2 separate regions of the Mus musculus genome follow, and region 2 is linked to region 1. The links are chromatin loops, found by intact Hi-C in ENCODE. Cell type or tissue: heart. All regions are shown on one strand. Links, peaks and the distances in the headings refer to the core of each region. The heading gives the core; the rest is flanking DNA.

Evidence for each region. Peaks named below come from ENCODE experiments on the same cell type or tissue, not always from the same donor. Only the 100,000 strongest peaks of a DNase experiment are listed, where the experiment ranks them.
Region 2: a loop joins it to region 1, with 2.0 times the contacts of the local background. A loop is called at or near these places in 2 of 42 quality-filtered maps.

Annotation. Positions count from the first base shown.
Region 1 is chr14:106,046,687-106,062,540 of GRCm38, reverse strand. No RefSeq gene overlaps it. Among named protein-coding and RNA genes, the nearest start is that of Trim52, 52 kb to the left of the region's middle. In heart, for the core only: no CTCF peak of the experiment used is centred there; no DNase peak of the experiment used is centred there.
Region 2 is chr14:106,380,793-106,396,646 of GRCm38, reverse strand. Gm41240 (a long non-coding RNA gene) reads right to left here. Exons shown (of 4, transcript XR_001781423.1): 3 at 2,078-2,181. Among named protein-coding and RNA genes, the nearest start is that of Gm41240, 25 kb to the right of the region's middle. In heart, for the core only: no CTCF peak of the experiment used is centred there; a DNase peak (open chromatin) is centred at 8,756.

The DNA of each region.
Region 1 (15,854 bases), core at 2,887-10,886:
CTGAACTGGGAGGTAGGTTTGGATAACCTCAGGAGGAGCCATCTCGATAAGGTAGCAGTCTTCAGGCCATGAACTTCTCGGGGAGAAAGCTATGGTAGACGTTTTAGCACACACCATCAGCATTCACACTTGGACCAGAGAAAGGCTTTGCCATGGCTCTGAGCCTCCCCAAGGGAAGACTTTGTCACTCCTGTTGATCTGAGGCACTGAGGTTCTTGCCATAGCTGTGCCCATTTCAGCCACTACACAATTACTCAGGACTCCACTCACTCCCTACAAGTATTTCAAATTAAATGAACATTTATATTCAAAACCGAACATAAATTATTAAAATATCACTATTTATAGAATAGGTCAAACTTAAAACCTTAGCTTCAGAGAAAAATCATCTATAAAAGATTTTGACCTTTATTTTTATTGGTATTGTTAATTTTGATAACATCAACTTATATTCACTATAAATGCATGCCAAATATTAATGGCATGGAATCTAGTATTCCCCCATGGAAGAGACAATGATTAGATATTTTAGTATTGGAAAATGTCACCTGACATGGTCACAAGTGGTCTGGTAGCCTGCAAAGAAGTCACCCTGCTTCAGAGGATAATTCTTTCATTTGATTTGGGAGCAAACAGGGACTCTTCTGAGTCGAATGTGGGGGGTGTATCACTTAGGATGTCTTCCAACTGGCAAACTGAGGATTCAGAGTTTAATACTAAACTAAAGTTTCCATCAAATGCAGAAAGCTAACTCCTTAGAGATACTAAGGAAGGCAGAGTTAGAGCAGTGAAAAGGGTCTCGCACATGTTTAAGACCTCAACTATTTACATGTGCATCATACGAGCATCCCCTGAGATTAGAAGAGAAAGAACTTCCCAAAGATACACTATTACCAGGAGACATTTTGTTCATATTTAATAGTAAGAGAAAAACCACCTGAGTATTTCCAGTCATCCCAAATCTTAATATTATAGTAAATAATTGATTAGAGCTGCTGCTTCACTGAACTAAGTGCTATATACAGTCTGGGAAGAGCCTGGAAAGAGATCAGCATGCATTAGGAAATATTATCCAGCAAGGCATAGGAAATACATAAAGTAATGACAAAAATATTGCATAGGACATACTTGTTAGGAGCTTAAATGTTAAAAAGAAGGTAGGTTTGAAGCAGGTACTGTAAGAATAGCTGATCAGTGGACTGTCTTTTACAGAGAGAATGGGTAGCCACAATTATTCTGAACATTAGAACATGAAAAAATGAAGTTGGCAAAGGACCCCCCAAATAAAACTACATATCCCCAATCTCCCCCACCTCCACTCCTCCCAACCTCGTCCACTTCCCCAGATATCCTCACTTGTATCTTCATAGCACATACTTGCACACACACACACACACACACACTGAGGGGTGGGGGAGACAAAGAGAGGGAGAGAGGGAGTGAGGGAGAGAGGGAGAGAGAGAGAGAGAGAGAGAGAGAGAGAGAGAGAGAGAGAGAGAGAGAGATACAGTTTTTACCTACATAAAAATCTAAAATCCATAAGTGACAGAAATTGTGGTGTTTGCTTTGAAGGAATTAATATATCAGCTTATAAAGTTGTGGGTTCTCATTAGGATTTTTCTGCCTATCTCATTCTGGTTGATTCTCACCCATAGCTCTCCCTTGTCTTGCTCCCCTTCCTGGCTGTAGGAAACTTCCCTTTTTTCCCCCACCTCCCATCCTTTCTATTTTCTTCCTTTCTGTTTTTTCTATTGTGTTCCCACTTACTCGTCAAAATTTCTTTTTTCCTTTCCTGTTTCCTGGTTTTTATTCATGTTTGCTCCCACCTGGACATAAATATTTGGCCATTGAAGACTAGCATCTGCGTATAAAAGCAATTATAAGAATTTGTATTTGTGGGTCTAAGGTACCTCAGTTAAAGTGATGTTTTCCAGCAAAATTCTTTTTCCCCACTTTGTCTTTTGAGCATTCCACACATATACATGGTGTGTTGTGGTTATATTCAATCCCTATTATCCTCTGGAATCTCCCTTCATTTCAGTCTAAAAACGTTCTTCTTTTCTAGTCTCCTTGTGGCTACACATACCATTGGAGAGGTGACACCCCTCCTCCAGCAACCACTATTACTCATTTGCTCCTCAGTTAGAGATGGTGTTTCATTGGCATCTCCTCTCCCCTTGCTGGAAAGTGAGAAGACACAATCTTGTGTAGAGACCTAAAAGTGCTATGACGTCATGGTCACCACGGTAATGGATCCAGAAGACAATGTTTCATGACACTTTTCTTCATCTCCAGCTCTTTTATCCTTCCTTTCCTTTCTTTTTTATTTTTTATTTCTTATTGGATATTTTATTTATTTACATTTCAACTGTTATCCCCTCTCCCTGTTTCCTCTCCGCAAACCCACATCTCACCCCTTTCCTCCTGCTTCTATGAGGGTGCTCCCACACACACACCCTCCAGCCTCAGCGCCCTAGCATTCCCCTACACTGGGGCATCGAGCCTTCACAGGACCAAGGGCCTCTCCTCCCACTGATGCATGGCAAGGCCATCCTCTGCTACAAATGAAGCTGGAGCCATGGGTCTTCTTTGGTTGGTGTCTTAGTCCCTGGGAGCTCTGGGAGATCTGGTTGGTTGATATTGTTGCTCTTCCTACAGGGTTGCAAACCCCTTCAGTTTCTCCAGTTCTTGCCCTAGCTCTTCCAATGGTTGGCTGTGAGCATCTGCATCTGTATTGGTCAGGCTCTGTGGTTATGCCATGTTTCCTAGGCCTTATGGAGCAAGCAGATAATATTGTTGTCCTATAAACTGAGCACTCATCAGTAATTTATTCCCGACATTTTGACGAGACATGCATTAACCATCACTACCATCAAAAAGGAGTTTCTCCACCCTGGGTGAGAGCGGTGTTAGTTATGGGTATCAGCAGAAATATTTAGTAGGTAGGTGGACAGCACATTCATTTAGGAAAACAAAAGTAGTATACCCCATCTTAGACTCATGTCCTCCATAAATATAGGCTTTTAATAGTTTAGCATTCAATATGTAGCAGAGGATGGCCTAGTAGGCCATCAATGGGAGGAGGGGCCCTTGGTCTTGTGAAGATCATATGCCCCAGTACAGGCGAATGCCAGGGCTAGGAAGCAGGAGTGGGTGGGTTGGGGAGCAGGGCAGGTAGGAGGGTATAGGGGACTTTCGGGATAGCATTTAAAATGTAAATGAAGAAAATATCTAATAAAAAATGAAAAAAATAGTTTATCATTCAGTCTGGATTATTTTGTTTAATATGATGCTTCCCGTTTGCACCAAGTTTTCTGCAAATGTCACCAATTCATTCATCTTTATGGCTGAATAAAACTCCATTGTGATCATTCCTGTACTACAGGGAATAGGAGGGAAAACATTTGTGAGGGTCCTGAGGTAGATGAGAGCAAATATATGAAGAAGAACTTAAGATATAGCTTAAATGTGTTATACAATATGAGATTATCAAGGTAGACAGGTCCAGGCTTATACAGGTCCTTATAAGACACATTGATTATTTGTTTTAATTTATAGTTATTTATTTGTTAGAAATTGCATTTGCATGCCACAATGCATAGGTGGGTGTGGAGAATAATTAAGAGTTGGCCCCTTCTGTAAGACAGGTACTGGGGATAGAACTCGGGTCATCAGGCTTGGCAACAAGAGTATTTATCCACTGAGACATCTCACCAGCTCAAGATTCTGTACTTGTACAAATCAACCAGGAATCATTGGACAAGTTTATAATGTGCCAGTGCTCTTAAATGAAGAACGGTGGCACATTAGTAGTAGGTAGGAAAAAAGCAGACAAATGGTTTTCCCAACACCCACATTAGAGAAGGTGGCTCAGCAAGGCCAGTAGTGCTCAGAATGATGGAAAGATCCGCGTGATTCGCAAGAAAGTATAGCGGAAAAAAAATTGTATATGGACATACGGGGTAAAAAAATCTTGTCTAGAGACGATAAAGAGGGCAGGCCGTCCGCTAAGCATCACCACCAAGACTTCCAGCAGCCTGAGTGCCCTTACTCTGCAGCTCCAGCTGCCCCAGGGCTGCTTCAAGTGTGCCTAGGGTAGTGTCTGCAAAGGTGCCACGGACACGTGACCGTGCTGTGCCTGATGTGAGGACACTGCTGCCCCCAGTGTGTAAAAAGTAGTAGTGGACCAACGCAGTCTTCCCATATAGTTCCACCCTGCATACAACCCCTGTTTTCCGCTGAGAACGTGAATAACAAAATCTGTTTGATGCTAAAAAAAAAAAAAAATTGTCCAGAATGTCTCAAAGACATAGGGCAGGAACAGGAGAAACCTCTCTAAGAGTTCTTCCCAAGTTTCAAACATACCTAAGTTTGAATACGTCCAGTTTTGATGGCTGTAAAGACACTAGAGGGGATATAAGAATTTAATAGAAGTGTATTTCATTAATATAGCCATTGCCTCTCCAACAAACCGTAAAGGAGTGTTTGGATTACTCTGTACAGTTGCAAGGGAAATATATCCTGTAGGGAGTCTCTCAGGATGATGAGAAACTTTACCACAGAATCCATCCTTGAAAGAATCTTGTGAGCTTTCCTCCAAGCCATGGACATGCGCACTAGCTACCTGCAAGAATGTCAAAATACGTCTTCAGACCTGAGAGTCGTGGCGCTCAGCTGCAATCCCGGCTCTTGGTACACGGAGGGTAGAGAATCCAGAATGAGATGACAGGCAACTAGGGAAACACGCCTGAGCCCTATCTCAGAAACCACCAACAAAGAAGGAGCTATAAGCTGAAGGAAGGCAGATGGGAAATCCCTGTCTGGGAAGACCACCAATACGACTAGGAACTCAGACCAAGTACATTTGCTTCGCAACACTTTTCTAATTATTTATTATAGGGAACACATTTTTTATAAAAGGTCCAAAAGGAGACTGTCAAATACTTACCTGTAAATTTAAAATTCTAGAAATCTGAATACAAGGTTTGGAGCAGTCACAATTTAATTGAGCTTCCTAACTATTAGTGACAGAAAGACCCCACATAAAAAGTAAACGCAGAATGTGGCACGTGAATCTATCTGATTTAGTCAGTGCGTACACGGTTATCACTAACTGTTATCACTAACTGAGGGATGTAGCTCAGTACTAAGAGTGCTTGCTCAATGCCTGTGAAGCTGTGGGCTCCCTCGCCAACAACAGCCGCAGCCTTGCAAAAACCATATTAAATTATAAATGTCAAATGAAAGTGTGTGTGTGTGTGTGTGTGTGTGTGTGTGTGTGTGTGTGTGTGAAATATACAAAGGAAAAATGGGTGTCCCAGTGTGTGTCAGTACAGAGAAACAGAGACTCAGAGAAAGAAGTGTTTACTATAGTGTACATCTTTGTAGCACATCTGGGCTCCTTTACCTTATATCCTTTCTCTATGCTAAACACCACCCCCACCCAGCCTAAATATCTTGTTAGTTGGATGATACTACCCCCCCCCCATCCTCCTTAGAAATAGATTTTAAAAGAGAGTTCTTATGCCTCTAGGAGTTATCCTTTGTCTTGCAGTTAATCTCTTAATAAGACCAAATTAGCTGTAATATAAATGGTAATTCATAGTGTTCTATGTATTTACTGCACAGTTCTCAACTTGCTCGGAGATTACCTCTGAGCAGCCTGGCCTTGCCCATGGGCAGAGTCTCTGAAGAGATACGTGTTGGCTTTTGCAACCACAGGGAAGACTCCGGTGTTTCACTCTGCTAAATATTCTGGGAAGAAGTATCATAAGACTTTATATGTCTAAAGTGTCTAATATATATAAGAGCTGCGTTAGACAGCATCTACTCCCAAAATCAGTGTCACAGGATTTAAGTATGTGTAAAACACAAAGCAGTAACAGGGCTGTATTTGCAAACAAGCAAATCAACATGGGAAAAAAAAGACAGTTTAATAATAATTAGTCACATGTGAGTGAGGTGTGTCGTGGGGTGTACACAGAATTATAATATTTTATTGTAACTTTGGGGCTGTATGGCTATGGGCTGCTTTTCAACCGAGTCACATTATTATTACTGGAACAATGTCGTTGGCAGCTGCTGAGGGCCATGCCCTTTGGAATGCTCTTCCCTTTTTCTGCCGTAAGTGCAGAATTTGCAGTGGTATTATTTTACATTCTCTTAAGGATTTCAAGTGTCAATAGTTTTTGACTTAAACTAATCAAGGGTTATTTGCCAAGATCCTACCTGATGCCAACTTCTGTTCACTCTCCATGAATGTTTATTAATACAATGGTGCACAAAACTCCTGTACAGATTGAATATGCCACAGGAGATATTTGTTTTTGTGCTTCTCTATGTCCATATTTAAACATATTACGTAAATATGTCCACACCTAAATCTGCCCCATCTTGTTGATCCATTTTTAAAATTCACACCCTGTCTTGTATAAACGCAACCCAACCGTGAATATAACTTGCTCATGAGTCATAACCTTTCAAACATTGAAGTAATCATGAAAAGCACTTCTTGTTAGTTTACAATTAGAGTATTAAGTTCAATATCATGCTGTATTATAGTTTTGGGGAAAAATCATAAAGGGTTTTATTTCTTAATGCTCAATAACATTTAATTGTTATCATACACAATATAAAGCTAAGTCTATATCCATGTTAACACCTACAAAAATAATTTTCTTAGGTAGATTTTGGCAGATATTTCTGCTCTTTTTTGTTTTCATTTTAAAGGATACTTATATACAACCTGAACCAGCACTTGCCCATAGGTATAGGATATATGGTAAAAATCTTCTGCTTGCTTAAAATAATGGCTTTAAATGAAGTTCTTATCTCCCATAGGGGAAAAATTATCTGTTGATTAACTATGATTTTCATTCCAGTGTGCTTTGGAGTTCATTGGTACAATATATCTATTTTAAAGACGTGGAACTCTGAAAAGAATTCATATTCTATACATATTCACATTGTGTGTGTGTGTGCGTGTGTGTGTGTGTGTGTGTGTGTGTGTGTTAAATCCTGTTGATCTATGTTGTAATCAAACTCTGAATATTTTTGCTGAGTTTTAGCTTGGAAGGCCTGTCAAAGGATGTAAGTGAGATATTAACATTTTCTACTTTTATCCCTTTTGGTGTTTATTTTTAAGAAATGAATTAGGAACATAACTTAGTACGTAATATTTATAATTTTTATGTCTTGTTGGTGAGTTGTTCCCTTATTAAAATGTTGCAATCTTGCTGTGGCCGGGAAATCAGGCAAGCTAACTGCAGATCTTCTCGTCCCGCTCCTTTTCTCCAAATCCAGGCCTACGGTTTCATCCCTAGCTCAGTAGCAGACTACCAGACTATCCTTTCCTCACTCTCTGCCACTGTATCACAGTGACTAAAAAGATCCCTTGCTTTCTTCTTTTCTGTGGACCCCCAGTCTTCCTCTCCAAGCCCATCTCATTCCTCAGCATCAGCTTCCAATACCTAAGAACACTTTGTACCAAGAACCCTGGGATACTATGAAAAGATCAATTCTAAGAATAATAGAAATATAGAAATGAGAAGTCAAAGGTACATAAAATGTTTTCAAAAGATCATAGGAAGAAAACTAGAGGAGAAGATGCTCTCGTTGAACTCTGAATATTTCTGCTGAGGTTTAGTGTGGAAAGCCTACCAATGGATGAATGCACAAGGACAAGAAGCATGAAGAACAGAAAGACTGGGCCAGAAAAGAAATGACCCTCAGCATATAATAACTAAAACACTAAATGGATAGAACAAAGGGATACTGTTAGAACCTGCAAGGGAAAAGACAAAGTAACACAGACAGATCTTTTATAATAGGACTTGCTTCTTGATGGTACTCTAAAAGCACAAAGGGAACAGACAGATATTCTATGGACTCTTAAGAGACCCTAGATGCCACACAAAACTACTACACCCAGTGTACTGAATAGTTATATGTCAACTTGACACAAGTTAAAGTGATCTGAGAGGAGAGTACCCCAGTTAAGAAAATGCTTCTGAAATAACGTGCAATCATGAAGAGCTGAGTTCTAATCCCAACACTTGCATAAAATCTAAGAGTAGCTACATACACCTGCAACTCTAGGCCAAGTCAGGTAGGACAATGGGACCTGCTGGCCACCACCTTAGCACCAGGTCCATTGAGAGACCTCATTTCAAGGGAATGAGGATGGACTGAAAATGCTAGACGGGGACACCCTACGATATCCTCCTCTGGCCTTTGTAATATCAGATCCCCTTCCCAAGGCTCAGGAAAAATGACAGAGAGGGTACAAGCAGATTTTAAGACACAGAGGTCTGGAAGGACTGAGGTAAAACAGTATCTTCTGCATATAACCAAACTTGCTCTCATGACCTCACAGCACCTGTGGATGCCTGCAAGAGATTCACTAAGGATCAAGCCAGTCAACATTCTAGTATGGATTTGGAAAAGGTTTGTGAATCACTCCTAAATTAGAAGCTAAGGATGACAGCTTTTGGAGGAGGGAAAGTCAATTTTCTTTAAGGATATGGCTCCTGATAGGTTGACCATTTTCCAGTGGTTGGCCCCATATCCATAAATTCATGAACAACACAAATTGGTGATAGGGAATTATTAAATTAGAAAAAAAGAAAAAAGGGAACTTGAATTTGAGTGAAGAAGGGGCATTGAGTGTAGATCTCAGAGAAGTTAAAAGAAAGGATTTGTGGTGAACATGGTCAAAGCCTACTGGACAATAGTCTCAGAGAATCAATAAAAATAGTTTAAAAAGAAAAATAGGGCAAAAAGAAAAGAGGAGCAAAATATGCGAAATCGGGATGTATGAATCTGAAATTAGTAGGAAATCTAAAACAAAGAAAAATCAATGCATATAAATTAGAGAGGAGCAAAGTATAATAATAAAATAGATGAAGAGGGGAAGCTTCACTTCGACTGCTATCTGGTACCTATTCACTTCCCAAGAGACCCTGAGTAGGAAGAAAAGTATCCTCACATAGTCAGGAATGACAATACTCTAAACTTCAGCATGTTGACGAAGGTTCACTCATTTCCCACATTTGATATGACAGAATGGAACACAAAGCCTTAAAAAATGTAGAGATACAAACAGGAAGAGATATAAAGAAGTGAGTGATTGCTCATATAGGAGTTATGAAACTTTGACCGAACAGACATGGAAATATTTCCAAGACACATTTTTGCAGTGATTCAAATGTCAGGGTCATATGATGTAAGCTTTGGAAACAGTACACTGATTTATTTGGGGAAAAGAATCAGAAATGCAAGCTGTAATTTATAATAGCATTCTTAATGGAAGCCAAAAATAAATACCATTTACATATTATATTGGGAATAAAGTATCTGCTGCAGACAACAGCTTTTTGTGTTCAAAAAATACTGCAGTGTTAGAATGCACTACATAACCTAATGAACTCATTTGAAATCAGCACAAAGCAACACCCAAAACTCGGGGAAAAATGAATCATAGGGTGGCTGAAATAAGACAGCAGTGCAGATGCATTCTTGATCCTTTGACCACATAGATCTCTCAAAAAAAAAAAAAAAAACAGAGTCAGGGAGACAAACAGCAGCTTGCAAGACTGGCAGAATAAACAGCTACAGCCACTCCACTGATTTCTTCTCCAGGTGGCTCTCTTTGTTGTGTAGATTTATGTCCTCAGAATCAAAAGACGTGATGGGGACATGGAAGTAAGAGATTCTTTTGGAATGCATGGTAGTTTCCAGCAGCATTGTAATCTCTCCCTTAGTCAGAAATTATTTAAGGCTTCCACGTATTGGGCAAAAGAATAACAATTTCAAAATACTCTAGTGGGACTTTGATGGTCATATTACAAAGTGGGAAGCAGCAGCATACTTGAGAGCTGTCATTTTGATAAAGATACTGCAAATGGCGAAGAAAAAAGAAGTAGCAATGATTCATTTAAATGTTCTAATATTCCTGTATGTTAGTGACACAAAGTCAAGACAAGCCATATGAAAAACTTAGAAGAAGGGATGAGGGGTCCAAAACCAGATGAATTACCTCAAGTTTTTACAGTCTCAAAGAATGCATAGAACGCTGTTGACCATAAACAAAACTCCTCAAGGACTCTGTCTTCATTAGATTTTTACTGCTGTGAACAGACACCATGACAGGCAACTCTTATAAAGAACAACATTTCATTGGGGCTGGCTTACAGGTTCATAGATTCAGTCCATTATCATCAAGGTGGGAACATGGCAGCATCCAGGCAGGTATGGGGCAGGGAGAACTGAGAGTTCTACATCTTGTTCAGAAGATAGAAGACTGTCTTCTAGGCAGCTAGGAGGAGGGTCTCAAAGCCCACTCCCACAATGACAAACTTCCTCCAACAAAGCCACACCTACTCTAACAAGGCTATTCCTCCTAAAAATACTGCTCCCTGGTTCAAGCATATTCAAACCACCACAAAGACACTTTAGATTAAAGTTGAATATGAAGCTCAGCTGTACAATCTTTAATAATTGTGATAGCTTAAATATACTCATTGAATGCTCTAAGCTTCAATTTCCACATTAGGAAATGAGGATAATATGATCTTTCAGAGATTCAAGGATTTAATGTCACATTTTTTTCTGTGACAGTATAATTGTTTACATGGGTCTCATGTTTCTATCAACAGCTATGTCTTTAGATTCCCCCCACAAGCTAACATAACACAACCTTTATCACTTACCTGTCGTGTAGCCTTGAGCTCATTATTTACCTGCACTGTCAATTTTATCACTTATAAATATAAAATTTAAATAAGACACACCTCAAAGGGAGGAGTGTTGAAAGGATGCATGCATTCATATGAGTAACACATTGAAGGAAGAGAATATTTGGTAGGAATTAGAAAAACAGTAAATGTCAACTCAATTGTTAGCATTTTTCTCCTATGTTCTTCCATCTCCTTTATCTTCTTCATCTTCTTGTCACTGTGCTGATGACCATATTTCAGGCACTCTGTTAGGGAATATCTTGTTAGGGCATGGAAACCTTTTTGCTCGGTGTATCAATACCAAGTATACACACATTTACCAAATGCCAGTTCCCATGAACAGAATCCTTGGTTTGTAAAGGAAAAGAACTCAACCTGTGATGGTTTGTATATGCTCAGCCCAGGAATTGGCACTATGAGAAGGTGTGGCCCTGTTGGAGTAGGTGTGTCACTGTGGGTGTGGGCATTAAGACCCTCATTCTAGCTGCCTGGAAGCTAGTATCTACTAGCAGCCTTCAGATAAACATGTAAAAATGTCAGCTCCTCTTGCTTTATACCTATCTAGAAGCTGCCATGCTCCTGCCTTGATGATACTGGACTGTAACTCTGAGCCTGTAAGTCAGCCCCAATTAAATATCGTCCTTTATAAGACTTGACATGGTGATGCTGTCTGTTCATAGCAGTAAAACCCAAACAAAGTCACAACCCAAACTATCTTTAGTCAGAAGGAGATTCTTTTGGTAAGTCAAATGACCAGCCTAGTTACAAATCTGTGTGAACACACTCCGAGTTGATCAAGACATTTGTCTTCCCAAATTCCTACCCACACTTCATCTAGAGCATGGACTCCATCCTCTCTTTTGGCAAACAGCTTCCTCTGTGAGGCATAGATTAGCCACATGGAACTTTTAGATTTGTTGTTTATTTGTTTACTTGGCTTCTTTTGTTTCTTTTGTCTTCCGATGCCTTGCTACTCGGGGATGCAAAGATTAGTTTGCTGGTGGGTAAGAGATGTACGACAGTCTAGTGACTCTCACTCCAGTTGAGAGCTGGTGATGTAAATGATCCAAGAATAAGAAAATGAACCTGTTGGTCAAGCCAAGACTCAAGCATTGACCTTCAGTCTTATAAGCTAAATAAATATTATTTTATGCTATTTTATTATGATCATAAAAATTTAATAGTCTCATTTAGGCATTACTTAAGTCATACCTGTATGAGTGTTATGTCCTCATGGTTGATCACCCTATACTCTGCCAAGCTTGTATCATTGTTTTTCATAGACACTGGTTGAAATACCTGCCAAGTTGCTTGTGTTCTCCATCTGGTCCTTCTGCTCCATTTAAGAATATGATGCTAAATATTGAAACAAACACTCTGCCATAAGCAGGCTTGTGTGCTTAGTGACTTGGCAGGCTGCTACAAGCAATATGCCTGGAATGTCGAAGAATTCTTAGAAACTTGTCAGCTTGACCAAACATGGTCAAAATCAAACTTATAACAACCAGGAACTAACAAAATAAGACTGTGAATAATTCTTTAATAGTTACATAAACCATCACAGACCTTGAATAAGAGATTTTTTTAATTATAATAATTGAAATTCTTATTCTTTAACATCTTATTGGCCATTTTGTTTCCAGATAGCATTGATATTGCAAAAATACACGTCACTTGTGCATATGCATGCATGTGTGTATACATGTGTATTGTGTGTGTCTGTGTGTGTGTGTGTGTGTGTGTGTGTGTGTGTGTGTGTGTGGTATATACATATATAAGGAGGGAGCATGCATTCACAGAGTCCAGAGTAGGATTCTGAGGGTCTGAATCCGCCACTCTCTTATTTCCCAGACTCAAGGTCTCTCCGGAATCTGGAGTTATCCTGGAGCAGCAAACAAGCAGGGACAATCTTATCTCCATCCCTCACAGAGCTGGGGTCACAAGCACGTAGCTGTGACTTTTAAGATGGATCCTGAGATCCAACCTCAGGTCCTCCTGCTTACCCAGCAAGAGCTCTTACCCATTAAGCCATGTCTACAACTCCCAAAATACCCTTAATCAGGAAGTTGTAAAAAATGATCATCATGCTTTTCCTGACTGGAGATTTTATATCCAAAGAAAACACATTTGAAACAAACTTACAGCTTCTTTTTTTATTTTCATTTTTTCAGTAAAAATCAAGGTAAAACTTCAGGGTTTGAAGCTAATGTTAGCATGGGGTAACAAAGATCTCAAGAGACTGTACCAGGAAAGTGCCCTTCACAGTCAGACTAGGAGTATGCTGCAGCCTTCCCCGCATAAAGGTGACATAAATAAAGGATAGAAATCTGGCAATCCAGCAACAACACATCTTTATCTTTCTGGCAGTTCTTCCAGATCTCCATTTTGGGGAGCCTGAACTGATTAGGATAATGTTGGAATCACTTAGCTGCTTATTTGGGGCTGGCTTTGCTAAAGCTAAAGCTGTCAGCCAAGGAAGTTTGAGGAAAGCGCAGTAATACTTGGCTGGCTCCAGAACTGGAGGTGGTGGTCCTGTAGAGGTAGAGACATTGTCTTTCATGCTGTGTTCCACAATGTTAACCAGAAAGGGATGTGGTGGTCCTGTAGAGGTAGAAACATTGTCTTTCATACATTCCACAATGTTAACATTCCTTCTCATCCCTTTCCTCCTTTGAGTCAGAAGACTGACCCAGCTCTAGCAAACTATAGATAAGCCTTCTGCCTTCTACTTTTCCCATATCATCTAATCATAAGCTTTGGCATTGTGGGTGGAAGGGTGCTTAGAAAAGTCCTCACACTAAGGTATCAATGGCAGAAATAGCCAAACTGAACACCCTTAATGCCTGCATTTGTTTTACCATTCTAAGTGAGAAGAATTGATTTTGGCACTTCAGATATCCATGAATCATAAGCACAATTCATATATTTTAAGAATTATCAATTCATACATTATGTTTTCTTCTGCATACACCTGCCATTCTAGTCGTGATGAAGGTGCCGTAGAGTATTAATTCATGGATTAACTTACACCATCTGTAAAGGGGCTGGTAAACCGTTATCTTTACGATCTCATCTCTTTGGTGTTCTTTTTTGTCCTCCATTTCTTCCAAACATGAGCCTTCATTCAAGATTTCATTCTCATCTTTTAATCTTGAAATTCAGTCTCACTTCTGGCCATGACAGCACCCCGACTCCCTAAGCTCTTGCTAGCTGTTTTAGCTGACTCCCTAGATGACACCCCTGATCAGATAGATTTATCTGTTTCCTGAGTCTTAGTTACCACCGGAACATTTTCCTTATGCTTACCTAGAATATTACATAAATATATTGTCTTTAGATGTGAATCATTTTTTAACTTTCTAAATAGCTTGTTTTACCTCCTGTCTTTTCCAAATAGCTCATATTTTACCCCTTTAAATCTCTAGTAGCTGAAATTAGAGCGCTGTGGTGTCTAACTGCTCATTTTATATTTCTAGTTAACATTTGTAATTTTAAAAAATCTTTATTTCTAAACTACACATAAAATTCAGTCCACAAGCAGTTACCCATATTTAAAATTTTAGCCCAAAAAAGCTAAAACGGTTTAAAATAAAAAACTGATTTTCTTAAATGAAGTAAGTACAAGACAAAAAAAAAAAACCAAACAAACAAACAAAAAAAACCAAATTGAAAGCTGTTCAAAAATAGAACATTAATCTCATAGTTCTATTCATGATGAAACTAGCAACTTTCTTAAATTTAATACTTTTGTATTTTTTTATTAACTGATTTTTGATAAGCCCCTAATTTTAAAAAAGAAAAAAAAATCCCTCAAATTTGCTATATAACCACTGCTGACCTTGAACTCCTAATCTTTCTGCTTCTATTACCTGTATATGTTAGTTGCTCCACTGGGGTCTAACTATTTTTATTTTAAAGTCACTTCTATTTTTACACAAACTTTTTAGTTTGTGTGAAATGATTATTTCTGGAATTTAATTTCTTTGAGCTCAGCTGCTAATTAAGTGCAAGTGTGATTAAGAAAATGTGATTCAATGTTTCCCACCACTAAACAGCTTACAGCACCTACACAACTTGGAATGGAAGAAACAGTACTTTTTTAAAAACTGGAAGAAATGTGTTATTTCAAGCCTTATCAGTAGTCAGAGATAGTCCCTGCCTTCGTTAGGGTTTCCATTGCTGTGAACAGACACCATGACCAAGGCAACTCTTATAAAGGATAATATTTAATTGGGGCTGGCTTATAGGTTCAGAGGTTCAGCCCATTATCATCAAGGTGGAAGCATGGCACCATCCAGGCAGACATGGTGGTAGAGAAGGAGCTGAGAGTTCTACCTCTTCATCCAAAAGCAGTCAGGAGAAGACTGTCTTCCAGACAGCTAGGAAGAAAGTCTCAAAGATCACTCGGAGAGTGATAGATAGACTTCCTCCAACAAGGCCACACCTCCTAACAGTGCCACTCCCTGGGGCAAACATATTCAAACCACCACAGTCCCTTTGAAGTTTTGCATGTATGTGGTTTTTTTTTTTTTCACTTGTAATTTTCACTATGGAAGCTAAGGAAAAAGATTATTATTAACAACACGACTTTATATTCTATAGAAATATCAAATTAATCAAAAATAAAAATAATTTAGATGTAAAGAAATAAAAATACAGCCATTTGAGTTCAAGCCAATATAAAAAAATTTCCCACCTGGGTGGTAGAGGCACATACTTTTACTCCCAGTACTCAGTGGGCAGAGGCAAGCTGTGAGTTCTAGGCCAGCCTGATCTACAGAGAACTAGTTCTAGGACAGCCAGAGCTACACAAAGAAACCCTGTCTAGAAAAAATAAAAATTCCCCAGTGACTAATAGATCTCATAACATATTATCTCCTAACTTAGATCACTTCTATTTCTGATTAGTATCCTATTGTTATTGGCATTTTCGATACTGTGGTGGCTTCGAATCACTTACAGAAAATAAGAAACGGGCTGGTGAAATGGTTCAGAAGAAATACGGGCCACCAATTCTGACTACCTGAGCTCTCTCCCTAGGACTCACGTGGCAGAGGAAGAGAACTGACTTCTGCAGCTTGTCACGGACCACATGACACTCATGAGGAAGTTGGAAGA
Region 2 (15,854 bases), core at 4,516-12,515, 330 kb before region 1:
GGATGAAAGCTGGCCTTGAGCTCGATGGTATCCTACTTGTCCAGTGTGTACGAGAACCTGGCATCAAAAACGAGTACAGAAAATGCAGTGCATAACAAGATAAAGCTTTAAATATAACAGTTTTGTAAAGAGGTCCAATTTAAATTGACAAACTCGTCCTTAAAAACATAGAAAATGATAAAAGAAATACTAAGAGACATAGATCCCCCACACATGCTATCTCAGAATAAAGAGTTCTGTGACAGCAGACAGAGTTCTACTGAAGCCCATGACCCTAGGACTAAACCTTCGCATGGCAAAGAAAGGTAGATACTAAAGGAAGGAGAGAGAGAGAGAGGGAGAGAGAGAGAGAGGGAGAGAGAGAGAGAGGGAGAGAGAGAGAGAGGGAGAGAGAGAATGAGAGAATGAATGAATGAATCCTTCCAGAGAAGGATTAACTATAGTTGCTCCAAAGAACCTTTCTAAACAGGTCTACTCACTACCACCATCCCTAGCTCCCCACCCCCACCCTGCCACACACTCTGTTTTCTTTCTTTTCCACTACCTCTGGTGGGTGTTAGGCTACAAAGAAAGTTGAAGCATTTAAGAACCATCATTAAAAATAGGTTTTGAAAAACTTTAAAAAAAGAGAAAGATAATTATAACTTTAAATGTTTCCTCAATGTAAATTCTTTGTTTCATTTTTATGTTATATAATTCCAATATTCTTAAATTGGTAATAGTTAATTGATAGACATTGATTGATGAATTAGATTTTTGAAGGGATACACAGTATAATCATTGAATTTTAATCTCTAGTCATTTGACAGAGGAAGACTTCTCTTCTGTCGTCTTATTTATAACTATGTGTGAAATGATGAGATTCATAATGAATATTCATTCTCAAATGTAAAAATGATTATGAAAGATGTCCTAGTTAAAATATCAATGTTGTGATGAAACACTGTGACCAAAAGCAAGTTGGGAAGGAAAAGTTTAGTTTTTCTTACACTTCTACAATGTAGTCCATTATTAAAGAAATTCAGGACAGGAACTCAAACAGGACAGCAGCCTGGAGGCAGGAAGTCATGCAGAAGCCATGGAGGAGTGCTGTTTACTGGCTTGCTCCTCATAGCTTTCTCAGTCTGCTTTCTTACAGAACCCAAGTTCACCAACTTAGAGGTAGCACCACCTACAGTGGGCTGTGCCCTCCCCCATGGATCACTAATTAAGAAAATGCATACAACAGTCTTATCCTTTCAGAAAACTCTGGCCTGTGTCACACTGACAAAGCTAGTTAATCCCTTGTCAACTTCCATAGAACAGCTGATGAAGCTTTGAACTCTTTTCTAGCCCAATGGTCAAAAGAAGAAAAAACAAAGAAAAGAAAGAAAGAGAGAGGGGGGGGAGGGAGGGAGGGGGAGGGAGAGAGAGAGAGAGGGAGGGAGGGAGAGAGAGAGAGAGAGAGGGAGGGAGGAAGGAAGGAAGGAAGGAAGGAAGGAAGGAAGGAAGGAAGGAAGGAAGGAAGGAAGGAAGGAAGGAAGGAAGAAAAGGTCTCTTCCTCTCTCACACAAAACCCCCAAAATCTTGGTAGCAATTTCTGTCCCAGTTAGACATACTATTGTCGTGATGAAACACTGTAACTAAAAGCAAACTGGGGAGGAAAGTATTTATTTTTCTTACACTTCCATATTTTGGTCCATTATTGAAGGAAGTCTGGGTAGGATCTTAAGCAGGGCAGGAACCTGGAGGCAGGAGTTGATGCAGAGGCCAGAGAGGTGGTGCTTCCTGGCTTGCTCCTCATAAGACTTCCTCAGCCCCCTTTCTTATAGAACCCAGGACCACCAGCCCAGGGATAAAACCACAATAGCCTGGGGCCGCCCCCATCAATCCCTAATTCAGAAATTCCCTACAGTCAGATACTGAGGAAATTTTTCACTTGAGGTTCCCTCCTTTCAGATAACTCTTTCAGATAACTCAAGTTGACACAAAACTAACCAGCACAGACAATTTCAGAAATATCAACAGATTTAGGATATAGAAATAGACATCCCTTTTCTAGAAGGTGGAAAATTTTAAAAACTCAACTTACACTTACAGTGAAATACTACAGATGATTTAGAATAACTTCGAAAATGACTTATAGGTGAGATAATCCTGGATTTTGCATCACTTGCCAATTCCAGCAGTTCTTCAGGAATTCTGTTGTGATACGAAAAAAACAGCAAGGAAGTAATCTAAAGTATTTGCATATATAGGAAACTAAGACCAAATAATCAAGTGAGTTATAGTGGAATCTATGATCTCATTGGAATGAGAAGGCATGATATAAATGTTGAGTGCTTCCCTTGAGAGGCCACGCATACACAGCATTTATCTTTATTAGCCACCATCCTTCTAACAGTCGGGCTCTGAATGGTCCAGGCACATGTTCTTGCCCTTATTCAAACAAACAGGCTAGAGCATGTGGTAACACGATGACTGTACAAGTACAAAATACACACTCCCCAGGCATATTTGAGGCATCAACTCTGATAACCAGAGCACCCAGCCTTTTGTAATCTGTCAACAAACTAATAAATTACATCGGACAAGTGAGGAACAACTTCCTTCCCATGACCATCTGCACAGGGAATAAGTCAACAATTAGGAATCCAATAAAAGTGAGTTTTGACAAGATAAGCAAAGGCTTAATATTTCAAGTTAAGGTCTAATCCTTTTAGGAACTGATTAGCACACACTTAAGATTTTTGGCATTCTATCTATAAATATTAAGAGATTATTAAGAAATATAATCAGGCAACAGGAATGTACATCTTGAGCCCTGCCCTGGATGTACGGTGGAGTCTCATTTCTATTGACGTCAAAGGAGTTGTACTTCTAAGACAGAGCTACACTTGGCTACTTTCTCAATTACTGAATCAAACTCAGATTTACTTAACTCTTCTGTAAAAGATTAGTTATCTAAGTCCATTAATATATACTTTGGCTACAGAGTTGGATTCAGAAGGCCTACATTGATAGTGATTTAACTTTTTTATTAATTTTAAGAACGAGTGTCCTTACATAATTTTCCATGCCTATAGTTGTTCCCATTCCTCCTGCTGCTTTATCACACCATCAAGAGATTCCAACATACCCCTAATGGCAACCTGTCAACAATCTGACCATTAAAGAAAGTAGAGGCTAGGACTTGTTGGAGAAGGAGGTGACACTCTGTGCCTACCTAACCTGTGAAATTCAGTTAAAATTGACTTTTAAGCTTTGTAAAAACTCTGTTGTACATGCTGATGAGGAATAGGTTGGGAGAGTCCCAGGTTTATCATTCATTATCATATGCTGCCTTGATGAATTCCTGACTTACTGTTGTGTTTCCCATATATGCAGGTTTGCAGAAGATCCTCCCAGATATAAAGATTACTTAAATAAGACCATAATCATCTACTATATCTCCTAGCCAACTCTAAAATGTTCTGTAAAAATAATCTATATAAACACACATGTACCCCTGTATGTGTGTGCACAGAGAAAGAAGTTTTTTCACACATACACACACATACACACACACACACATACACACATACACAGAGAGAGAGAGAAAGAGAGAGAGACAGACATTTATAGTGGGTGAAATTTCAATTATTTCTAAAAACTTGGAACTCATAGTAAATTTACCAATGAGCCTTATCACTTATTAGTCTAAAACCTGTTGCTAGATAAGAAAAATACTTTGAACATAACTATTTTTAACTAATTTTTATTTAATTTTTTGAGAATGTTCATACAATATTTTTTTACAAATAAATGTAGATTTAATTTTACCTTTTGGGGCATATCTTTTTCTAATAAAGAGATATATCCAGCAAATGAAAATTATACATGTTCTGGGTTATGAGGTATATTCAAGTCATAAATGTTATACAAGGGATTACATACATATGTCCAACTATGACTGATATTTTTTTTAAGTGAACTAACTCCATTCCATTAGTTTCCCCTAGAGAACAAAAAGGGAAATGTATATTTGGAAAAATGAGAAAAAAAACCCTGAGGATTAAAATATCTAAAAATATACTTTATTGAAGGAAACAGATGATCTAGGATACAGACGACTTCAGAAAGACTAATGCTTATTATTTAATTTAGATAAACAAAAATGCTATCTTTGGAAAAACTATTCATCTTTCTACAAGTTTCCAGAAGGTCAAATTCAGTTCACCGTGCCTTTTGTGTTTCAAGATCAGCCATATTTTAAAATACATCTTTCAACATTACATTTTCTTCTCTCCTTTTGAAACTCTTTAATTTTTGCATTTTTCTTCTTGAAAACCTGCCAAATATGTGTCAAATGAGATCCTAAATCTCTCTCTTATCTGTGCTTAAAAGTATTTTATTCCTAGTTTCTCCTGGGACTTTACACAATATTCCCCATTCTCCTTCATGGCACATACACAAGCTCTTCCTCATTTTTTAGAATATCTAAGATGTTCCAGGTAAGAACTATAGGAAAGCGCTTAGTCTACCTGCCATCCTACCTGACACATGAAGATATCTCTGTGCTGGAATATTTTCCTTTATTAGTTCCCTTCCCAGGCTTCACTGTGTTTTAACCATGACTCACACATCACTTTGCTGTCATTCTTTATATTCGGGTCTTGGCCACTGATATCTTGGACTCCTAAGTGGCACTCACTGAGCAATTTTCTTCCTCTTATTCTGTAGAATTCGTTACAGCCAATATGGCTGCCCCAAACAGCTGTAGTGCTATCTGACTTCATCTCCCAGTTAAAGTTTGGCATGTGAGTCCAACTGTGCACAACCTGCATCCCTTGTTCAATGCATTCCTGGTTTGTTCTGTGTCTCAGAAAGACAAATCAACAACAAGAATGACTGTCTGCTTCAAAATTATATAAAGGTTTATTTGTCCACAGGCAATGTTGAGATAGTAATGCTTGATTTTAACATACTGCAGGGATAAAAATGGAGAAGAACCTGAGGGAGAGGAAACTCAGCAACAGGCCCAAATTGGGATCCAGCTCAAAGGGATGCCCACAGGCCTGACACTATTACCGAGTCTATGGTGTGCTTACAAAAGGGGACCTACATGACTGTCCTCTGAAAGACCCAACAAGCAGCTGAAAGAGTCAGATGCAGATATTTGCACCCAACCAATGGACAGGAGCTTTGACCACTGTGGTTGAAGTAGGGAAAATCTGGAAGAGGCTGAGGAGGAGGGCTACCCTATAAGAAGACCGGCAGTCTCAACTAACCTGGACCCCCCAAGATCTCTCAGACACTGGATCACCAACCAGGCAGCATACCCCGCTGATATGAGGCCCCTAAAACATATACAGCAGAGGGCTGCTGGCTCTGGACTCAGTCAGAGAAGATGCACCTAACCCTCAAGAGACTGGAGGATCCAGGGAGTGGGGAAGTCTAGTGGGGGGGGGGGCATCCTCATGGAGACAGGGGTGGGTGGGGGAGGAGGTGGTATGGGATGAGGAACAGTCCGAGGGTGGACCAGGAAGGGGATAAAATATGGACTGTAAAAAAAAGATTAACTAAAATTTAAAAAAAAATAAACATACTGTGCACTATTTCAAGTGCTGAATATTTAGCTTTTGAAGCACAACCCACGCCAAAATATTTCCAAAAACAGGCTCTATATTTTCTAGTAATTAATTTTTCCTTTAGCAACTAATGTTGAATTCCAAGGATTGCTTTTTACATGCGCCCCCCCTTGCCCCCCCCCCGCTTTGAGAGGAAATTTAAACACTGTTTGACTTTCTTTTCTTCGTCGTTAGATTTTCTTTATAACAAAGGCAACTTGCCTTACAAGCACACAGAATCAACAGTTTTCACTTGTAACATAAATTAATATCTAGGACACGTCAACTGAAAATCTTAGCTATTTCCGAAAGCTGCAGATGCTATGAAACGCAGCCAAATAGAATTTATCTTCCAAGTAATACTGAATATGACAAAATCTTACAAGGATTTCTTCCAAACACATTTTGAAACTAGACAATAAAGTGTATGCTTCGTGAAAAATTGAAGTTTAAATATCATCAACTAACGTTAATCCTTAAAATCACAGAATGTATCAAAGAGATATTTTACTCATCTATACTATTCCTGGTAAGTATCAAGAAGAAAGCAGGAATGAAAATATTTGAAATCTGTAATTAATCAGGCATCTGGTATATCGAAATTCTGGCCATCTAAATAAAGAAAGATTTTTCAGCCAAACTTACTCATTGTAATTATTCAAATTACAAACCACTAAAAAAAAAAAAAACTCTGTCTCTCTGTCTTTCTGTCTCTCTGTCTCTCTCTGTCTCTCTGTCTGTCTCTTTCTCATCTGTCTCTGTCTCTGTCTCTGTCTCTCTCTCTCTCTCTCTCTCTCTCTCTCTCACACACACACACACACACACACACATCACTGAAGGAAACCCCAGGTTTAAATAGGAGGTTGGGGAGACCCTACAGAATGCACCAGAGATCTGGGAGATGAGAGACTCTCAGGACTCAAAGGGAGGCACCTTAGATGAAATGTTGAGGGAGAGGGAACTTACAAAGCCTACCTCCAGCAGGAAGACATGACATCAAGTGAGGGATGGGGTTGCCATCCCACAGTCACATCTCTGACCCATAATTGTTCCTGTCTGAAAGAATTACAGGGCTGGAAATCGAGAGGAGCCTGAGGAAAAGAAGGTCCAGTGACAGGCCCAAAGTGGGATCCATCTCAAGGGGAGGTCCTAAGGCCTGACACTGTTACTGAGGCTATGGAACACTCACAAAAAGGGGCCTAGCATGACCACACTCTGGAAGACCCAACAAGCAGCTGAAAGAGTCAGATGTAGATATTTGCACCCAACCAATGGACAGAAGCAGCTGACCCCTGTTGTTGAATTAGGGAAAGGATGAAAGAAGCTGAAGAGAAGGGCAATCCTGTAGGAGGACCAGCAGTCTCAACCTGGACCCCCGAGATCTCTCAAACACTGGACCACCAAACAGACAGCATACACCAGCTGACATGAGGCCCCCAACACACATACAGTAGAAGACTGCCAGGTCTGTGTTCATTAAGAGATTATGCAGCAAACACTCAAGAGACTTGAGGCCCCAAGGACTTTAGAGGTCTAGTGGGGTGGCGGTGGGGACATCCATGTGGAGACAGGAAGGTGGGGAGGAGGTGTGGGGTGTGGAACAGTCAGAGGGTGGGTGGGGTGGGAGAGAATAAAATATGGAGTGTAAATAAATAAATTAATAAAATTAATTAATTAATTAAAATGTTTTTGGATTTTGGCTTGATTCCATTTTCATCTTCATATATTCCAAATGCCCATTTGAGGATAAAAATGAGCCGCCGTGGAGTAATGCTGACGCCTGTCAGTCATGAAAATTACAAGTGTTTGGAACCCTTAGATTTATTTTGTTTGTCAAAGGAGATTTATTGCAAAGGCCTTGTAGCATGACAATGAGCTTAGATGAGATGGTATCCACATATTCCATGTTCTAGTGCTTCCTAAACTATTCTTGATGTTTGTTTGTTTGTTTGTTTTATTCAACTACAAAAACTTGGAAAAAATACAGAACTAAGTAATAATCTCTAGTTATTAGCTACAGATGTAATCTTGAATCCTAAATTTAAAAGTCAACAGTGCAACAATTGTAATACTATGCACGCTCCTTTAAGTCGAAACACAGAAAAATGAACTTTTATACATGTTGTAATATCCCTTTATCACTATATAAATTTACAAATATTCTATACAATTCAAAATAACTGAAACTACAGTTGATAAGTAATCAGGAGAAATATTTAAACCACTAATTTTTGTTTCTTTTAAAGTACCTATTTTCATTAAAAGCTGTGAACACATTCTGCTTCAGAAAACTGTTTCCACCGTTTCTTCAGATATTACGATGCATAACCATAGCACAGCATTAAGAAACTGCAGCGCTAACACTGTACAATGATACTGATTTATACAAATACCCTATACAAGTTTGTTAATTGCACAGTGATTCTTACTGACTTTCTCTTTTGCTGAACTAATACCCAATCCACATCAGTAGTAAGATTTCCTTTACACCATCTTTCTTATGCTGGAGTCTGAGCCATTTTTTGGAAGACTGCGGGTAATTTTTATTTTCTTTCTCAGTGCAGCAAATTAGGTGCAGAGTGGTATGTCTCACCAGTGGTGACAGTAAGCTTGATATTTGTACAGTCTGTATACAAAATCATACACAGACTACATAGTTTATAATATATTTTATATAATTATAAAATTTAAACACATGTGATGTCATATGGCCATTTTTAGCTAAAGCACAAACACATGTTTTATCCTGGCCTAACCCCTTTTTTTTTTTTTGATACCTGACCCAGATAAAAAAGAAGTCTATCTGCCTTCAGTATCTTCACAAGACTGAGTAGTATACAGAATCCTGACAAGCTGGTCTTGTCTCTCTTTTTAATTATATAATTATTTGAAATTATTTCTTTATAATTAAAATTGATACCTTCACTTGTAAAAGTACTTTTCATTTCCCTGAATAATTGTGATCTCTGAGGCTTGCTGTCTCAGTCTGATAACCTAACCCTAACCCTAACCCTTTTCCTGTAAGCTTCTAGTCATACAATCTTATCTAGGCCTAGAATATTTTCAGACTCTTTGAGACTTAACTTCTGAATAAACTCACCCTTTATGACCTCTAACTGGCTGGTTCACCTCAGCTGTTCTGGCTCCAACTCCTTTCCCAGCTGACTTATCAATCTGGCTTTTCTCTTGGCCTCTGAATTGTTCTGCTTGGCTTCAAACTAACTCTAGCGATCTTTTCTAATCGTCTGGCTCTTTCTCATTCTCTTGCTTGTTCTCTCTTCAGTCTGTCTCTGGTAAAGTTGGCTCCTCTTCTCTCTCTGTTTCTCTCTCTACTCTCCCCCTCAGTTCCACTGCCGTGTTCTCCATGAACTCTACTGTATGCCTGTACTGTACTCTCCTCCTCTTCCTGTTCTGGCTGTCTCTCCCTTAAATAGCTTCCTTTCCTCTCTCTTCTTCTGAGTGTTGAGCATATACTTCCTGTCAAATCTTTCTCTGATTTGTCACTATTTTCTGCAAGTGAATTAGACAATCGAACACAGGTGCTTCCTTCCACAAACTAATTTTACTTTCACTGTTGAGATTAAAGATGTGTTCTAAGGGCATGTCTGTATTCCAGCCAGAGGGATTAAAGGTATGTCTTAAAGGCTGAGCCACACCCTAACTACAAATGGGTTCAAATATCCTGTAACATTTACTTATTATTTATTGAATAAAGCAGATTTTTCTAACATTCTTTAGCTGCAGAGATTTTACTTGAATCAAAAAAGTTTCAAAAATTTTATGTTTGATATAATTAATATATAAAGCATTAACCAAAACTAATTTAAATATAAAATCACAGAGATTACCTTCTATCCCAGTCATTCTCATAAACTAGGTATAGACAAACATTTGTTCTATTGCCTTTCAGAATACAGGACACAGGTATTGCCCGCGCTTTTGTTCCACCGGCAAGAAAGACGCAACAAACCGGAATCTTCTGCGGCAAAAGCTTTATTGCTTACATCTTCAGGAGCAAGAGAGAAAATGGCGAAACCCTGTCCCTTTTAAGGAGAATTATCCTCCGCCTAGGACGTGTCACTCCCTGATTGGCTGCAGCCCATTGGCCGAGTTGTCGTCACTGGGAAGGCAGAGCACATGGAGTGGAGAACTACCCTTGGCACATGAGCAGATTCTTTGTTTACCATTTAGAACACAGGATGTCAGCGCCATCTTGTAACGGCGAACGTGAGGGCAGCTCCCCACACACAGGGACTCAGAATCCCCAACTACAGTTGAAAATGATGGAAGGACTGATGACATGGAATGGAACTATGTACATGTACCTAAGTGCCTTGTTCACTGTAACACTCTTAGGTGCTATAAACCATTTCATATCTTCTCCTCCTTTAAGTCTTTTTTGAGGAATGTGGCCCAGGCGAAATGACTTACACATACAGTGGTAGTTGGGCTTTGGCCACTGTGCAAAATATCTTAGAGATGCAAAAGGAAGAAGAGTTATCTCGCTCACAGCTTCAGTGATACCAGACAAAGTAAGCTGGATCCAATGCTTTGAGCTTGCAGAAAGCCATTACTATATAGTTATAGATATAGTGATAGCAACTGCTCACTTTGTCACAGCTGGATTCAAAGAGCAGAGGAAGGCTGCATCTACAAGAAACATTAGCAACCTTCATCTAGTTACATTATATTTCCTGAATCTTCAACAGTCTCCTCACGCACCACCACCAAAAATGGGGAAGGGGGTGGCTCAAAGGGCATGGCAAGCAAGCTCTGATAGACCCCAGTATGTGTAAACTATACTCTAGAATGTCCATGTGTGCTGTTCAGACAGGATGAACACATGTCGAAAGCCCTTGCTCCACTCCAGCACAGGCGCCTGTTGCAGTTCGTTCTTTTTCACCTCATTCCTTGAGGAATGGTCACACAAAGGTATTCAGGAATCAATCTGTATGGAAATCTAGAGATGGAAAACTGAAAAATTAAGAAACTTACCGAAGTGTTAAAGGATTTAAAATTTCCCAAATACATGGCATTATTCCAAATCAAAAACGTTCATTATGTGCAAAATGGGGCCTCACGCCTTTAATCCCAGCACCGGAGAGGCAGAAGCAGTTGAATTCTGAGTTGAATTCTGAGTTCAAGGCCAGCCTGATCTACAGAAAGAATTCCAGGACCCCCAGGATGATACAAAGAAACGGTGTCTCAAAAAACAAGGCCTCCTGCATCTATGTAACAGATGTGCAGCTTGGTCTTCATGCCCATCCCTAACAACTGCAGGTCTGTCCCTGAATCTGTTGCCTGTCTGGATGGAGATCCGTTCCTCTAGCTGGGTCACCTTGTCTGGCTTCAGTGGGAGAGGATGCTCTTAGTACTGCAGTTACTCTATGTGCTGGGGGAGGGGAGAGGGAGGGAGAGGAGAAGGGGAGGTGTAGTGTGTGAAGGAATGAGAAGGGGGGATGGAGGGAAGATCTGAGTGAAAGGGTGCTAGCAGGACAGGGTAGGGGGCTGACATTGGGATGTAAAGTGAATGAATGAATGAATGAATGAATGAATGAATGAATGAAAACAACAAGAGAGGGGGAAGGGGCAGAGGAAGGAAAAGAGGGTGTATCAAATGCTCTTAGTAATGAAGAAGCTCATGCAAGCAATCAAACCCCAAGTAGGAACAACAAATCTCAAATGCTTCCAAAAAGGAGAAAAACCATTTTCATGTGAGGAGTAAACAGGCTATGATGTTAGATTTCTCTGTCACAAATGAAGGTGTTTGAGAAAGAAGCACAAGATAGTTCCGAGGAAACTCAGTCTCTGTTCTCATCAGGAAATCATTCAACTACAAGTATAGATTAGACTCAGACAACAGCTTAACATACGTCCCCTCGCTCGCACCTGTATCCTTTTAAAGAAAGCTTAAAGTAGATTCTTGAGAGTACTGTACCAATAAAGCCGTCATGGCTTTCAGGAAACAGGCAAATCAATACAGAGGAAGACAATGATTTATAGTAGCGTCTCAAGGTAAACGCTTGGACGGCAACTGAGACAGAAAACAGCTCAGATTAGAAAGCAGCTCAGATAACACAAAAAAAATTCTCCCCTGCATACACATAAAGAACTAGATGAACTGCAGCATAATAAAAAAGTTGAGTTTTACAGCATTGTAATGGTAGCGAAGAATTTATTTATAAATATTCTAATAACATGGTCAATGTATAAATAAGGGGAAATATTTAATACAAAAAAGGTCACTCACATCAGAGAAAACAAGATATACAAATAACTCAGGAAAATATGATATGTTACAAGACCATGCTTAGTTTTCAGCCCTGAAAACATATATACAAGTAATATTACATAAATTGAGCACATTGCACTAATATATTTAGAAATGTGTGTGTGTGTTGTGTAGTATAAAACAACAATTAATCCCCAAAGAGGCTATTTATTATAAACACAAAGAGAGCAAGAAGAGACATATCTGAAGGTTTGAAGAGGGGAAGAGAAGGGTGGAGTAATTTAGTTTTGCTTTTGAAATCAATGCATTTCAAAAATAAGGAAACCTTAGTTAATAAAAAGAAAATACGATAAAATTTCCATTTAAAAGTAATTTTCTTTTTTTTATTATTAATATGTTTAATGTATAAAATGCATTTAAATGTTAAAAAATTAAAAAAATTGCCTGTTCCCCTCTAACATTAACAATCTATATACAATAGAAATAATTATAAGAACCATAAGTTTTGTTGGTAACCATATTTTTCACTCCCTATAGATACATAAGCATAAGAACATCCCATCTTAAAACTGTTGCAGATTTCCATTCTAATGTTAACGCATCCTTATAGTATATTGGTTGGTCCATTTCCCCAGTTTTTTTTAATTAGGTATTTTCCTCATTTACATTTTCAATGCTATCCCAAAGGTCCCCCATACCCACCCACCCCCAATCCCCTACCCACCCACTCCCCCTTTTTGGCCCTGGCATTCCCCTGTACTGGGGCATATAAAGTTTGCAAGTCCAATGGGCCTCTCTTTGCAGTGATGGCCGACTAGGCCATCTTTTGATACATATGCAGCTAAAGACAAGATGATGTGTCAGATAACAAGGTTTTATCAGTGATAGACAGCGCCTACAAATGTTGCCTCAAGTTTGTCATTTCTATCATTCAGTAACATTGCGCCCATTTTGGGCACCATGATATGATACATTATATATGGGAGATGTTCTGGTTTAAATAAATTACTGCAGCTGTCATCAAAATAGTAGTCATGTAATCATGGAAAGCATGCACATGATGAGAGTAAATCGCTATACTGCTGATTGATCCTATCCTCTCATTGTTAATAATGCTCTCCTATTATAGATCAATGGTGAAACAGTAATGCACAAATGCTCTGTGCTAAGTTGGAGGCACTCTCGTAAAGTAGATGTCTGTGTGTTCTGTACTTGCATCAGACTCATGGTAGATGCAGCAGAACCTGTGTGCCGTCCAGGTTCATGAGACAGAAGCCTGAATGCTGCTTGCATAATGGTGGAATCAGTCACAGTTCCTTTCCCATCACACAATCACTTGCTTAGGCAGGGCATGACATTTTAAGGGAAAAATACACAGCTTTTACAGAAGAGTTAGATGAGAACATTAAACATGAAATAGATAAATTATATTTCAAAATATTATAATCTTATAAATGTCCCCAAAATGAGTGCTCATCTATTGAAATAAGAATGATTACGGCCAGGGATCCATCCCTTATACAATCACCAAACCCAGACACTATTGTGGATGCCAACAAGTGCTTGCTGACAGGAGCCTGATATAGCTGTCTCCTGAGAGGCTCTGCCAGTACCTGACAAATTGATGCACACAGTCATCCATTGGACTGAGCACAGGGTCCCCAATGAAGGACCTAGAGAAAGTATCCAAGGAACTGAAGGTGTTTGCAGCCCTATAGGAGGAACAACAATATGAACTAACCAGTACCCCCAAAGCACCCTGGGAGTAAACCACCAACCAAAGAGTACACATGGTGGGACTCATGGCTCCAGCTGCATATGTAGCAGAGGATGGCCTAGTCATCAATGGGAGGAGAGGCCCTTGGTCCTGTGAAGGTTCTATGCCTCAGTGTATGGGAATGCCAAGGCCAGGAAGCAGGAGTGGGTAGGTTGGTGAACAGAGCAAGAGGGGATGGGATAGAGGATTTTTGGAGAGGAAACCAGGAAAGGGGGTAACATTTAAAATGTAAATAAAGAAAATATCTAATAAAAATGATTATGGTTTTGAAGGGCTAACTACCAAGGTTTATTGAGAAGTAGAGAAACAGCTCCCTGAAACAGGGAGGAGATCTGAGAATCAGTTGCTCAATACTGTTTTTTTTATTACTATTGGGTAGAACATTCTTTGAATTATTCACCTTACTTCTTCTGGTAGTGTAACTTGTGAATCCAGGATGCTGCCTCTCACATAATGCAGACAGAGGCTGTGTACCTTGCACTTTCCGTCCGCAGCATTCCCCACTGTGCCCTTCATTCCAGCCCCACTGAACGTTTGCCCTCTAACCTAAGTTCGCAGCCCTTGGTGTAAACTGACTCCTGTGGTTGTCCTCTATTCCTTATTTATAATTGTGGTGTTAGAGGCAGGTGGATAGAAGGAAGGCAGATGTTAAACAGGTGAATAGCTAAAGCCATTTCCATTTCACTGGAAAACAAAACTACTTTGTGCTGTAACATGTTTTAATTATATCTTCAATTGCATATAAACTATTATAGGTGACAAGTGCTTAATGATACTCATGTTTGGATGCTTTCTTTGTCCAATATTTTTTTTTTTGTCAATTCAAGGCCTCCCTTCAAATATCAATGTGACGTTTGTTTCTTCTGTCCATGACCTAGTACCAACCAAAGAACGCTAGGCTAATAAAAAATAGAAAGTATTTTCTATTGCCCACCAGATATATGTGATAGCACAAGCTTACATGCAAAATTATACATATTTTACATACATATTATAAATCTATGATTTGTCATTGCCTGGTTGTGGGCCTTTTTCTGTTTTATTTTCTTACTGATTTGTGATTCATAAAGCTATTCTAAACTATGTATTTAATTATTTCAGTGACTATATAATTGTTTATGGAAAATAGTATGATCATCTTAAGAATAAGAAGAGTTCATGGAAGAAACACATTTTTATATGATTATTGTCCTTTGTAATTATCTTTACTTTAAACTTTAAGACAAAAATTAAATAATATCCTATAACTAGTATCTATAACTGAATCCAATTATTTAAATTATAATAATAATGAGTTTTATAACAAACCATGTGGAGCTCCTTTTGGTTTTCTTTCTTCCTTTAGTACAAAAGTAGGTATACCTTGCTCAGGGCAAGAGGAAGAAGACTTCTGACTTAAAAGGATGAGCTAATAGTTACAGTGTTCCTAGAGGACGGTAAATAAAAGAACAGCATATGTGGTAGACAACTGTCAAACATGAACATCAGAAAGGAGAGAAAAGAGATATATGATGGAGCCTTCATCCAGGCAGAAAGAAGTTTTCAGAAGTTGTCACTTCGGCATCACAAGCAGTACTTAACGCTGATGTTGCTGCTATGGAAACCTAGCCTTTCTCCTTCCCCCTCTCTGCCTCTCTCCTGTCCTCCATTCATCTGCTATTTCACAGCTTTTTCTTTATCCTTTGCCTCCTCTTTCCTTTCATTCTCCCATCCCCCTTTGCCTTTCTCTGTTCTATTTTTCCTTTGTCCAAATATTTTTCAGATACTCACTCTCCATCTCTTCAATAATATCACCTTATCTTCTCCCCTTTACTAAAGAACAAGTAACTATCAACTTTGTTCTCATATTATTAAGTTTTAGAGGTTAAAATTTGTTTCCAGAAAATTCCAGGGCACACATCTTTAATTCACCTCTGGCTGAATAAAGTGCTAAGCAGAGATGTCTGACTAATAATTATTTACATAATAGCTAAGTCATCTCAGATAAAATGTACGTAATAGTACCTACTTTCTGTAGAAAGTAGGCTATAATGTATCTGCTGACAGAAAATGGAGGCAGGAAATTGTGAAATTGAAGCAATGAGAGGTTTTCTTTTAAAGCTGTAATAATGAATGAGCCCTCCCAAAACAAGGCCCAGGAGTGGTGGAGTCTCTGACTACAAAGAAGGCATTATGAAGAAGGAGAATGGGAGAGAAAACTTGAGAGGAGTAGGGAGAAATGATACAGGAAGGGACCATGAAAAGACACATGGGCTCA